2 separate regions of the Homo sapiens genome follow, and region 2 is linked to region 1. Evidence: chromatin contacts called from ENCODE POLR2A ChIA-PET data. All regions are on one chromosome and are shown on one strand. Each heading gives the region's core, a stretch centred on a gene start or an enhancer-like site at or near the end of the contact. The rest is flanking DNA. Distances are from core to core; before and after follow the strand shown. Region 1 overlaps MAST4 (microtubule associated serine/threonine kinase family member 4). Region 2 has its middle 22 kb from the start of CD180.

Evidence for each region. ChIA-PET counts read pairs that join two places held with the same protein, here RNA polymerase II (POLR2A).
Region 2: POLR2A ChIA-PET joins it to region 1 with 15 read pairs in activated CD4-positive, alpha-beta T cell. The contact joins two enhancer-like sites. POLR2A ChIA-PET finds 5 or more read pairs at or near these places in 2 of 52 experiments (activated CD4-positive, alpha-beta T cell and common myeloid progenitor, CD34-positive).

Annotation. Positions count from the first base shown.
Region 1 is chr5:66,886,603-66,893,847 of GRCh38, reverse strand. All of the region lies in intron 3 of MAST4 (microtubule associated serine/threonine kinase family member 4), which reads right to left. Among named protein-coding and RNA genes, the nearest start is that of MAST4-AS1, 110 kb to the left of the region's middle. Within about 2 kb of position 2,132, at least 6 of the 41 ENCODE cell types and tissues checked have a DNase peak (open chromatin) inside an H3K27ac peak, as active enhancers do.
Region 2 is chr5:67,171,643-67,178,367 of GRCh38, reverse strand. No RefSeq gene overlaps it. Among named protein-coding and RNA genes, the nearest start is that of CD180, 22 kb to the left of the region's middle. Within about 2 kb of position 1,292, at least 2 of the 41 ENCODE cell types and tissues checked have a DNase peak (open chromatin) inside an H3K27ac peak, as active enhancers do.

The sequences.
Region 1 (7,245 bases), core at 883-3,382:
CATCAGAAGGCAAAAATGGTCTACATTCTAACAACAATTGAAAAATCCAGTAAGTTGCTCATAAATACATGCTTTCCTAAATGAAGACAGTAGTCAAGCTGGAAAACCAGTAGGGAGATCCCTATAGAAATGCCTGAACAGTCAAACCACACAGCCTGTAAAATAACAGTAAAATCCTTGTGGGAAATGTGAGATGGATGGAGAATCCTAAATTATCTTTCTCTTTTTACAGATTTTATTTAATTTTCTTTTTGTATCTATAATCATAATGCACTTTCATATATTTATTTGTGCTAGTCAAGTTAAGCAAAATAAACCAGCCAGGCACAGTGGCTCATGCCTATAATCTCTCAGGATTTTGGGAGGCCGAGACGTGTGGATCACTTGAGGTCAGGAGTTCGAGACCAGCCTGGCCAAAACGGTGAAACCCGTCTCTACCAAAAAAAAGACACACACACACACACAAAAAAAAAAATTAGCTGGGCGTGGTGGCACGTGCCTGTGGTCCCAGCTACTCAGGAGGCTGAGGCAGGAGAATCGCTTGAACCCAGAAGGCGGAGGTTGCAGTGAGCCAAGATGGCACCACAGCACTCCAGCCTGGGCTAAAGAGCAAGACTCTGTCTTAAAAAAACAACATCAAAAACAAAACAAAACAAAACAAAAACAAAATAAACCACAAAAGGCTAAAACAAAATGCTTGCTGGGTTTATATGTAAATTTTATTTGATCAAAACCACAACACTCACTTTCTTTGAAAAATAAAGAAATTAGCTACCTTATTCCTTTCTTTCCAAGTTGGCTTTTTCTGCCATAAAGCTAAATGAACAAGACTGTGGTATCAGTTCTCATAAGCCCTTTATACAGACAAAGTCTCCGAGTCATGATATGACTGTCTAGTGTGGTTTATTAAGATTTTATCATAAACTGCGTCTATAAGCTTCATCACAAAATCAGCTGGCTGCCTGGACAGGACACACAAGTCTTCCCATGGAAAGCCCAGAGGAGATCAGCAATTGACCAGAGTTGCAAAGCCATGAGATAGTGGAATCAAATGAACCTATGTCATCCAGTTCCAATTTTTTCCCCTATACTCCACCACGGCAATGTCAGAGAGTGGGAGACAGTGGTGATGTGAGCAACTGAAAGGAGAGGTTTGAATAAATACACGAGCAGGGAGGGCTGGTACTGATAATAAAGAGGGCACTCTTTCCCCTAACGAGGAAGAAAGGAACAGGTGAAAACAGGCACTTTTCAAAGATAAGCAAAGTAAAACTGAAGCAATTCACTTGAAGTTCTGTAATTTCAGTAATACAGAAGGCAAAAGTCTTCTACCAAGGGCAAAGGCAAGGGCACATGTGGGGATTAAAGCCAACAAAATGGGTTTCCTTTATTCAATCACATACTTTTTAGTAAAGGTGGATATGGCTGGTGCTGTGCCAGACACTGGGGAGAAAGGACTTTACTCACTGTAAAATACAGTGTGAAAAGGCCTGGAATAGAGGTCTTTTCAAAGTATGCAGTAATACAAAAGGGAGGAGGGTGATCAGTTTCTCTGAGGAGGGTCAGGACTGTTTCTTCCCCAATGTTTCTTGTTATTCATGCTAACAAAATACAGTGGAACTGATACTACCTTCAATCTCAAGGATAAGCTCCAATTAAACTAATGACAAAACTCACTGCTTTCATCAAAGTAATTGGTTTAAAGATGACATGTGACTCAACCTGAGCAAATGCAAAATGATGCATAATGATGCATAAGATGCAAAATGATGTTTGCTCAGGGCTTCTGGGAAAGAACTTCCTCCCTTGTCCGAGAGAGCTAACGAGAAAGAAGTAGCATTAAACCTACAAAACTAATGGCAGCCACAAGAATAGGTGTCACAGGTAGCAGACAAGAAAGCCTGGTAGAACCTGGGTCTTGGGTGAAATCTCTGAAACAATACATCTACCCTTGCGTGTATTTGGACTTCTCTGGTACATGAGCCAATCGAGTCTCTTTATTGTTTAAACCAGTTTAACTTGTGTTTTCTAGTCTTTGCAATTCAAAAATTCCTAAGTGACACAATACTTGAGCCTGGTCTTTCTTTTGCAATGTCTGGGAATTAGCCTGGCAGCCTTGGGAGTAGGTGAGAAAGGGGAATTCCAGAAGAGAGAACAGACGTAGTCAGGTAGGGTGGAGTGAAACAGAACACACTCAGGAAACAACATGGCTGGAACAGAGATCAGGAAGGAAAAATCAGCAGGACAGGAGTATGGAGGCAGGGACAGGGCCACATCATAGAAGGGTTTTGGAAGTGGCTGCCTTTATCTTATAGGGAATGGTGAGCTCATGGAACATTTTAAAGAGGGGAATAAGATGGCCTAATCAACATGTTAAAAAAGATTACTCTGGCATTAGGGTGTCACATGGCTCTGGGAGGGCAACATGGGAGAGAAGTTAGGACACTTCTTTAATTATCCAGGAAGCATGGCTGAGGGCCAGGAACAAGGAAGAGGCAGTGAGGAGGAGGAGGAGGGGCAGAGTCAGGAGAGAAATGTGTGTACAGGATCCACAGGAGTTGAGAGGAAATGCTTAACTCCTGGGCTGATTTAGAATAGTTGTGGTGGAGCTCAGGACAGGGTACCATTCAGAGATGAGGAGAAAAGACTGTCTAAAAGCACTGAGGGCCTTTCGGAAGTTAAGCAAAATGCAAATCTGAAAGTGGATGAAAAGATGGCAAACGATTTAAGTTACACCAGCGAGTCCCTGATGAGCAGGAATATGAGACAAACTGTAAAATAAAATCCCAGATTTTGCTTAGATGAAAAGTTAAACATCATTCATGACAACCACCTTTTCCACTTTAAATTTTTTACACAAATAGTGGGAACTGTCTTTCTTTACTAAGCTCATCTACCTTCACTACCTTAATAATGGCATCTCACATTTACTGCACAGTGACATACATTATCTTATTTAAACTTCACTATTATTCTCATTTTAGAGATGAGAGAACTGAGGCACACACAGGCTAAGTAACTCACACAAGGTCATAGAGCTGGTAGAAGGCTTAGCTTGTCTTTGAATCCACATCTGCCCAAGTCCAGAGTATGTTAATTATTTTTCATCACCAAGTAATGACTTGATACTTTTGCACCACAGACCCCTCCTGTAGGCTATCAGGCTGCATTCATAGTTGGTAACACACTGTCAATTACTCTTAGGAGAGACACAACACAGATCTTGGCAACTCTTTCTAAGCAAATTTCACACTTTTTAGAGACTCTGATTTTATGTGAACCAAAGCCCTGTGAATATGTTACTTTTAACACAGACCTTTTAAAGCAGAAGAAGCGTAACAAGTCAAATAATCAGCTAACCTCAAGTAAACGGACAAATGAAACAAGCTTCCTTTCTAGTCAATTATTATGGGTTTTGATGCTTCCTAACACATTATACCCTTGATGTCAAAATCGAGCTTGAGAATCAGACATTTGTACACATATTGTCTTTCAAGTCAGTATGACCTAGGAGGAATATGTCTCCTAAGTCAAAGTTTACATGCTTCTCTGCAGGGTTTTGCTGAGTAGTAGCCAACAGTTACATGAATAACAGCTCTAGTTTATTGTTTATTATATACTAACTGAAGTGCATTTATTATATCAAGGTTAATAGCTTCCAGCCCACAGTCATATTGTACTTTGTGTGCTCACTTTGTTCTCAAAGAACAAAAGAACTCTCTCTTTCAAGCAAAAGTTTCTGCGTCGTTTTTAAAATTAAAGAAACTAGTTTTGATCAAATTAGAGAAGGCACAGTCCTTCATAAAAAAAAGAAGCTAAAATATAAAACTCATATTAGATCAATTGAACTCATAGCTTAAAACAATCCTTATTTAAGTCAATTGTATGTTTCATAGTGATTAAACAAATAGGATCAGGATTCAGACATACCCATATTCTAATCCAAGCCAATGCCAGGAAGCATCCTTCATAAACTTTAACTTCCCTAAGATTCAATTTCCAAAATTACAAAATGAAAATAATACAGCTTATCTTATGGGGTGTTGAGAAGATTAATGCTAACACATGTCCTGCATGTGGCACAGCTCCCAAACCTAAGAGCACCCTTCGTGTTAGCTATGACTATTTAAGTGCACTGCTTGAATTAGAAGAAGGAATCTAGGGCACAACTACAGAGCTACGGTAAAGAGACAGCACCGACTCAATAAAAGAGCAAGGGTATGTGACCCACACATCTTCTCCACCTCTAAATACTGAACCTGGGCAAAGGGCTGTGAATACATTTGAAAATTCGAAGCAAATTAGACTTCAGTGAAATCACACACCCTGCTATTAATCAGTAAGAAAATTACTTTAGCAGAAGGAGATCAAACACCAATGCTAGCTACATATTTAGAATTTTAATTGCCTTTAGGATAGTGCAAATTTAGAGATCCTTCAGGATCTCTATAAAATTAAAGTCATTGTGGACAACTTTTGTGATTTCCTTTTTTTCCTAGAATGATTTATGAAGGCTCTTGATAAATATGCGTATCAGCCCTGCCACTTAACTATGTTTCTTGTTACTTGGGAAAGCCTGTGACCTACAGTGAGCTTAGATAAAAAGGCAACACCGCACAGCTGTGCCCCACAAGGCTCCACAATTTTTTCAGTTCTTCCATCCATTACCAGCAAATTACAGTAAATTCGAAGTATTGATCTGCACAACCCTATATGGGAAGAAAGTTACCATCGACTTTTATTGCTTATTGTTGGGTCCAATTCCCTAGAATCAATAAAAGCTACAATGTTCATAAGCTTCTAAAAAGCTAGTTAATATAGTGGATATAAGACACCTTTTAGAATCACTATAAATCTATAGGATTCTTCAACGGAACAGTGGCAAACATCTTCAATGTTCAAAAGCTTTATTTGATTTTAGAGTCTTCTCATTATCCAGGAAAATGCCCTGGGAAAGAAGTGAATATCAATGATGTGGAATAAAAACTCAGCAACTAGAAAGAACCCTGCTTAACAGATTTCTACTTTCACTTTTCAGTTCACTTGCATTTCCACACCAACCTCACTGTCCAATCCACAGCCAATCATTAAGAATTGTGTCTCTCACATAGATTTAAGATGAGTTTTCTTGACAGGGCTTTCCAGGACCCATCAGGGGACGAGTTTGCTAATAAATGTACATTTCAACTGCCCCTAATTTGAAGAATCAATATTCTTTTATGAACCAATTTTTTAAAATCAGATAATAATTCAAGTGTTCTATTAAAATTACAGACAACCTTAATACCAAAAGAAAAAGGCTTTTTATAGAACCAGGAGACAGAATTGGATGAGACTATTTGAAAAGTGATACTGAATTTACTCTGCTGAGATTAATCATTTTTATTTACTACAGACACCTTGTGGTTTATCTAGCAGTCCCTATTCTGAAAGCCTATTTTAGTGTAGAAATTTACTGGCAAATCAGCTCAAGGGACCTCTTGAACTGCTATATGAAGCTAATACCCACAAGTCTACTTTCTTCTGGCCATTCCTCTCCATCTAAATGCAAAAACAACACTTAAAATATACATATAAAATGTATGAGCACGATGGAAGATTAATGACACACATATTCAAATAATCAATAATGTAAACTTAAGCCTCTAATGGTACCGAAATTTATTGTAAAGAGGTCACAGAATAAACAATTAGCTTATAGAAGATATATATCACTTAATAAGTAAAGATTCTATTTGTTACAGGGTACAGTTTTTTTAAAGTATTTTCTCCAATGTACTATTTTATTTTTATTTTTTTTTTTAGTAGAGACGGGGTTTCACCATGTTAGCCAGGATGGTCTCGATCTCCTGACCTTGTGATCTGCCCGCCTCGGCCTCCCAAAGTGCTGGGATTACAGGCGTGAGCCACCGCGCCCAGCCCAATGTACTATTTTAAATAACATCATCTGGAAGTATGCAGGAATTGAGAACTTCGAGAATGAAGACCATGGGTTAAGGTAAGATTCTCTGCTTCCTATTTCACACCCTCCCCTACCCATCACCACTGTGAAAACTAGTACAGCTGTGGCTGCCATTGCAGTGTTAAAAATCAACTTTATTCTTGAAAGGGACATTTTCTCACACAGGATTTCATGTAAGCCTTACCACTATCCTGCAACTATAGGAAGAATGTTCAGTATTTTTTCAGATGGGGAAATTGAGTATTAGGAAAGTTATGTCACGATTTGCCCAAGGTCAGGGTCCTCATATTAAAAACAGACAAGCAAAGACAAAAGTAGCCAGGGCCCTTGATGATGCTGTTTCCATATGGCGCCAGCCCTGGACATTCTACCAACAAATATTTTTATATGAGAAAGATAAATCTCTATTTATTTAACCTACTATTAGTTGGGTTTTCTGTTACCTGCAGCTAAGTACATTCCTAGCTAATGCTAGTACTAAATAAACTTTGCAAATTAGCTTTGGAACAGTGTATCCAAATACACACCAGACATCAACACAACTCTGGCATCATAAAGGCTGGTGAATGTTATCCAAAGAAAATGAACAAATGTTCTTAAATCAGGTTTAGGTTCTATGAGAAACAAAAGCCTTGAAAACATTGATTACAGATCTGTCAAGTTGTTTCCCTTTTTTAAAATATATTTGGGAGGGCTGCACAGTGTGTGTTAGTGACTTTGAAGTTAACCAAAGAGAGTCCAAGCTTAATGGCATCACATTTGTGACAGTTAATTAGCACAAAATATTTCAGTGCAGTGAGATTTTTGTTTTGTTTCGTTTTTGTTTTTGTTTTTAAAAAAAGCATCAAAAGCAATAAAAGGCTCTGGGGTTTTAATTGCTTCTTCCTAAAGACTAAATTTTGTTCTCACTACAAAGACAGAATCCTTCCCTCAAAGTCAAAATGATCCCCTGTGGTTTTTTGGGATCAGAAAGACTATACAACTGAGTGGACACTTATTTTTAAGTCTTAAGAAAATGTTCATAAGGTGGCCTCTTATTTTTGTTAACCAAAAAAATCAAGTCATTTCCAAGCAAGAAGACCCTACCCTAAATACATGTGAATGCAGCCATCTGCAACGTATGGATGAATTTAGGTGGTTTTCACTTTAGTTTCTATTACACTAACCAAGTTCTTCTTTTGAAAAATAAAAAGCATACTAGATCATATTGGATTGGCATGCTTAACGAATTACACAGGAAGTATGTGTTTTTACACAGAATTACACTGGACTGCCTTGGATAC
Region 2 (6,725 bases), core at 43-2,542, 290 kb before region 1:
ACAATTAATCAAATTAAATGTATTATCCACAAACTGCTCTGGGTTTTTTTCCCAAGAAAGCATCATATGTCCACAAAGTGATTCATTGCAGCATTATTTGTGGAGGGGAAAGTTCACAGCAATTTGAGTGTTCTGCACTAGGAAGTAGGTGAGTAAAATGGGGAAGATGCTCAAGACAGGAAGCACTAGACAGTAGTTAGAAGCAGTGTATTAGATGCAGCCATAGCAACGTAGCTGAATCATAAACATATAGAACTTAATGTGAAAAAACAAAATTATATATATATATGTATGTGTGTATTTATATATGTGTATATATGTGTGTGTACATATATGTGTGTGTATATATAAAAAATATATATATATTTTTTTTGAGAGTCTCACTCTGTCGCCCAGCTGTAGTTCAGTGCCACCATCTTGGCTCACTGCAACCTCTGCCTCCCAGGTTCAAGCGATTCTCCTGCCTCAGCCTCCCAAGTAGCTGGGAGTATAGGCATACACCACCATGCCCAGCTAATTTTTGTATTTTTAGTAGAGATGGGGTTTCACCATGTTGGCCAGGATGGTCTTGATCTCTTGACCTCGTAATCTACCCACTTCATCCTCCCAAATTGTTGGGATTACAGGCGTGAGCCACTGTACCCAGCCAATAAAATAATATGTTAACATGGTCATCCATGTAACTTAAACAAGCATGCATGAAAACAATGATACATACATTTTGCAGGAACAAAAGCAAAAAGATAAACCATTAACATAATTGCTTATGGGGTGGTGGTGGAGAATGGAAGGGGCTGTTGGGATAATTAAATGAACCTTAGAATAGGCCAAGGTTGATGTGCCAGGAACAGAAGAGTAAGATGGCCTCCATGGTCTGCACCTGAGGCTCTCTAACAGATTTATTGAAAGAAAGGAAACACATTTATTGAAAGAAAGGCATACCACAGGAAATAAAGTGGTATGGCTCAAAGGTATAATGAGACACCATGCAGCCATTATACATATTGCAGAAGTTTGCTTATAAACATTGAAATATATTTGTTTTAATATTCAAGTGACACTGGCCCAAGAGTTTCATAGACAGTTGCTTTTGGATAAACATAAATATGGACCCTTCTGCTGTAAAAGCTTGAAACATATCTGTTTTATCTGAGTTCCTTTCTCAGGAAATGACCTTCAGGCCTCTCACAAAAAGTATCAAAGAACTGAAACCAGATTGCCACACCAGATGCCCCACCCCTCATTCACTATGATTGCTTCCTTGCCCCTCCCAAGTTCCTGTTTTCTTACACATTGTTACATTTTTTTGTGTGCTATATAAACCCTTGGTTTTAGTTGGTCAGGGAGATGGATTTGAGACTGAGCTTTCTTCTGCTCTGCTGCATCACTCAATTAAAGCCTTCTTCCTTGGTGACACCTGTCATCTCAGTGGTTTGCTTTTTGTGCAGTGAGCAGCAGGACCTAGACCAAACCCCTGGTGTTTTGGTGACACAAGTGGAAGAGCAGAAGAGTGGGCTAAAGAGCATGCCCACTGTTAATTCATTATTCAGCAAAACAAAAAAATACCTATAAGTTAAAGAAACAGAGTGGCTGGTAGGATTTCAGGGATTCAAATACTTTCTTCTCATCTATATTTCCAACATGGCTTCAATGACCAGGTCTGGGCAATAAGGAGAAAAAGGAATTATTTTTTAAGGAAGACTTTTGCTTTTAAAAAGATAAAAAACAGAGATCATCGGTTGTGAGAATGTACAGGTACTGAAAAGGAGGCAGTGTTTTTCTAAGTCTTTGTGTTTTCAAATGCAAATGGTAAAGCCCAAGCTTTGAGGGAACAGAGGGAGCCATAGCTGTTCTAAGGATCCCCATTTGAATGGGGCAGTAGGACATGCATTACATGGGGTGTCCACAGAACTGCCTCCAGCCCCAACAGGAGTAGATATGTCTCCAACTCAGGAAAATTACTTCAGTACAGCACTGTTTAACACAGCATACGTATTCCAAAAGGACAGAACTTTAAGGCAAATGATTTTTATTTAGACAGGTTAAGGCTGGAGGATATGGTGATGCCAGCCTGACATATGCAGACTTTGTAGCTGCAACATGCTTGCTGCAGGCCTTGCAAACATCTTTTCATTCTTCCTTTCCCAGATGTTGACAGCCATCTCCTGGCAGCGCTTAATGAAATGGCAGATGACTATTTGTTAGAGGCTTTCAGCTTTACAAGAGCAATAGACATTTCGTCAAGCTGTGTGGGGTGATAACCTGTAACCATATGCAACAGATCTTTTTCCCATGTCTGGACATACTAAACTGGCATGTCACAGAGTGTACAGAGAACTTCACTCTTGGGACCCATCCCCTTTTTCAAGTGCTTGCCTGCCTACAAGTATTGGAATTGACAGCCCCAACATCAGCCAGTGATGTTGTAAGAGATAGTGATCTTGTCTTTTGAAATGCTGGGTCACAGAAATCAGTGAGATGTTGCTGAGTGTTTTCCTATAAGGAATAGTGCTAATGACTCCAGTGCAGGGTCTGAGGTGTCTCAACTGCCAGAGAACTTCATCATGGGTCAGGCTGATTGGCTTTCAGCATACAAAACGTAATCAAACCAAGGTTTGGCAAAGCCTTGGTCATTTCCAAATTTTCTAGATATATGAGACATGTAGGGGGTAGAGAAAGAGAGGAATAACACAAAATGATTGCTTTGAGGAATAAAAACATCCTGGCAGGAGGGAAATGAAATTTAGAGAACTGCCCTACCATAGATTTTCTTAAAGCCTGGCCTAGAATGAAGGAAGCAAATTTCTGTAGTTACTATAGCTACACGTTTTCATGTTACATTTGTGTTGTGAACCGAAAATGCTAGATGAGAAATTGTCTACTGATTAATTAGAACTGATAAAGAGGCCCTATTACAGAGAACGATTAGCTTCCTTCACTTAACGGTTTCCCACCAATCATCAAATTCATAATTTAGCACCATATGATTTTTCTACATGCAAAGAGGAAATAAGATAGCTTAGATTATTCAGAGAGGGGCCTGAATCTGAATTCAATTACATGACACCTGGTAATACTGAGAAAGGTCAAGCGCTTCAGAACCAGAAAAATTCAGATTCTAATCCAAGCTCTCTTTCCAGGGTGTATGTTAAGCAAACGACATAGCCTGGCTGGGCCTGATTTCTCATCTATAAAATGGGAATGGCACCACCGGGTTTGAGAATTGTGTTGATGTTTAAGTCAGAGGGCAGATGAAAAGCTTCTTGCTCAGTACTAAGCACATACATGTGTGCGTGTATACACACATGCTTAGTACTGAGTAGGTATATATGTATACACACACACATACACACAGTAGGTGGACAATAAGTGTTTAGGTTGCTGTCTTCCTGATGGTTTCAATGGTTTTTGAGTTTTCTATGCCCAAGGGCTTAAAAAACACCAATAATCATCGTAGTAGACTTTAGCTGGAGACAAATTTGAGCACGGATGGTAAATATACTCTTATATTACTATTGCCCATGCCTCCCAGATAAGAATCACCTGCCCCTCATGTCCACTGATTATAAACCCAGTTTCTCAGGCCTTGTCCTAGAGATTTTTGCGTGAGTGGATCAGCGATGAGGTCTAGAAACTTGTATTTTTAACAAATATTCCAAGTAATTCTCATCTTCTAGGAAGCTTGGGGAGTAGTGATAACAATGCTTCTCAAATTTTGAAGGGCAAGCAAATTACTTGGCTATCATGGAAATGCAGAAAATCAGCAGGTCCAGGGATGGGGAAGGCAGGGGGTCAGGGGACTGAGATTCTGCATTCCTAACACACTCCCAGGTGATGCAGATGTTGCTGGTCTGAGGACCACACTTTGAGTGGAAAGGGTCCTTAGGGCTCAACTGGACCAGCAGTTATATGGGAAATGTCTTCAAGTTCTGTTCATGATGATTTCATGTTGAGGTAGAATGAGTCAAGTATCATCCTCTACCTGGGAAATTTGTTTTTGCTTTTCAACCTTGCATGCACATTAGAATCACCTGTGGAAGTTATTTTATTATTTTTTAATTATAGATGCCTAGGCCCAATCTTCAGAGATTCTAACTCCCTGGTGTGGCCAGGCAGGGCATTCATGTGGTCAACAGGCAGGCAGCATCTGAGTCATTTGAGAAGAGCTTGTTAGAATTTTCTGCGCTATCATAGGCCTTCTGAACCAGAATTAGCAAGATCCCACATGAATCATGTGCATGTTAGAGCTGAGATGTGCTGCCTCACCTGAAGTCTTCAAGCCAACCCCTTTTCTTCTTGTAAATGCTTGGCAGTTCAGTGCTCAACAGCCAAGGGAAGCTGCCATTGCCCCCTGTGGGAGGGTTAGTACTATTTTTAGAAGTGATTTCTCCCTACTTTAATTCCTATCTCTAGTTCATGAATTCTCTGGTCCTCTTGATAGTCTTGCCCCATGTCCCCACATCATGCCACCTCCAAAAGGCAGAACTTGTAATTTTTTTTTTATTATTAAAGTTTTAGGGTACATGTGCACAATGTGCAGGTTAGTTACATATGTATACATGTGCCATGCTGGTGCGCTGCACCCACTAACTCGTCATCTAGCATTAGGTATATCTCCCAATGCTATCCCTCCCCCCTCCCCCTACCCCACAACAGGCCCCAGAGTGTGATGTTCCCCTTCCTGTGTCCATGTGTTCTCATTGTTCAATTCCCACCTATCAGTGAGAATATGTGGTGTTTGGTTTTTTGTTCTTGCGATAGTTTACTGAGAATGATGATTTCCAATTTCATCCATGTCCCTACAAAGGACATGAACTCATCCTTTTTTATGGCTGCATAGTATTCCATGGTGTATATATGCCACATTTTCTTAATCCAGTCTATCATTGTTGGGCATTTGGGTTGGTTCCAAGTCTTTGCTATTGTGAATAATGCCACAATAAACATACGTGTGCATGTGTCTTTATAGCAGCATGATTTATAGTCCTTTGGGTATATACCCAGTAATGGGATGGCTGGGTCAAATGGTATTTCTAGTTCTAGATCCCTGAGGAATCGCCACACTGACTTCCACAATGGTTGAACTAGTTTACAGTCCCACCAACAGTGTAAAAGTGTTCCTATTTCTCCACATCCTCTCCAGCACCTGTTGTTTCCTGACTTTTTAATGATTGCCATTCTAACGGGTGTGAGATGGTATCTCATTGTGGTTTTGATTTGCATTTCTCTGATGGCCAGTGATGGTGAGCATTTTTTCATGTGTCTTTTGGCTGCATAAATGTCTTCTTTTGAGATGTGTCTGTTCATGTCCTTCGCCCACTTTTTGATGGGGTTGTTTGTTTTGGCATTACCATTCAGGACACAGGCATGGGCAAGGACTTCATGTCTAAAACACCAAAAGCAATGGCAACAAAAGCCAAAATTGACAAATGGGATCTAATTAAACTAAAGAGTTTCTGCACAGCAAAAGAAACTACCGTCAGTGAACAGGCAACCTACAAAATGGGAGAAAATTTTCGCAACCTACTCATCTGACAAAGGGCTAATATACAGAATCTACAATGAACTGAAACAAATTTACGAGAACTTGTAATTTTTGTAGGCTGCATCACATTGTGCTTACATTGTTATAAAGAAGGAAAAATAATGCCTTGAAGAGCTGGGCACCCTTGTAGTCCCAGGTACTCGAGAGGCTGAGCAGAGAGGATCCCTTGAGCCCAGGGGTTTGAGGCCAGCATGGGCAACCCATGTCTCTTTAAAAAAATGCCTTGGGCTTAAAAGAGGTAGCCCTCAGTTTATTAGGGAAATATTATACACCCAAACACATATTTAGCTACATTTCAATTTTTTAAAATCCCAAATAAGATAACACTACGTGGATGCTGAAAATACAGTACAAGAAATTGTGCCCCAGACTGGACAGACCCACAAGAGCATGTCTAATTGTTTGCCCTTTAATGACCTCATTAGTTTTACCTGGTCGAGCTCAAGGTAAATACCTTTAAAACTTCAATCTCTTGCTTTTCATTTAAAGTTTCTTTTATGTATTCGCTCTAAACTGGTTGTTCACTTAATAGCTCTTGCTATGGCCATTATTGGCTCTGTGATGTGTGTACTTAATATCCTTTGTGGGTTTTTTCTTTTATGGTGAAGACCGACTTTTCTGCATAGCATGATACCAAGTCCCATTAAAATGACCATTTCCATACTTACTTTTAAAAACTGTGAATCTTAGCAGAGTGGGTTCCTCTAAGCAGGGAAAACTACATCACGCAGGCAGTGAAAAACACTGTCATGATTCTGTCCCATTTCATCTTGCAATTTATATTGTAGTAGAATAGTGTGTGGGAGGAAGAAGGTCTCGTCTAATGGTAGAGGTTAAATGTATGGGCTGTCCAGTCAGATCGCTTGAGTTCAAGCCTCAGTCCTGCCAATCACGAGGGTTAGTCACTTAACCTCTTTCCAAGTTTTGGCTTCCTAATTTATAAAATGAAGCAACGTATAGTTCAAATGGCACGGAGATTAAATAAGAAGATGGAAATAAAGTATTTAGTGTGTTACTTGGCTTCTAGTAAATGTGCTACAAACAGTAGCGACTACTAATACTTCCTTTCTTGTTCAATTCGGTCCAGCAAATGTATTAGTCCGTTCTCACACTGCTATAAAGAACTGCTCAAGACTGGGTAATGTATAAAGGAAAGAGGTTTAATTGACTCGTAGTTCAG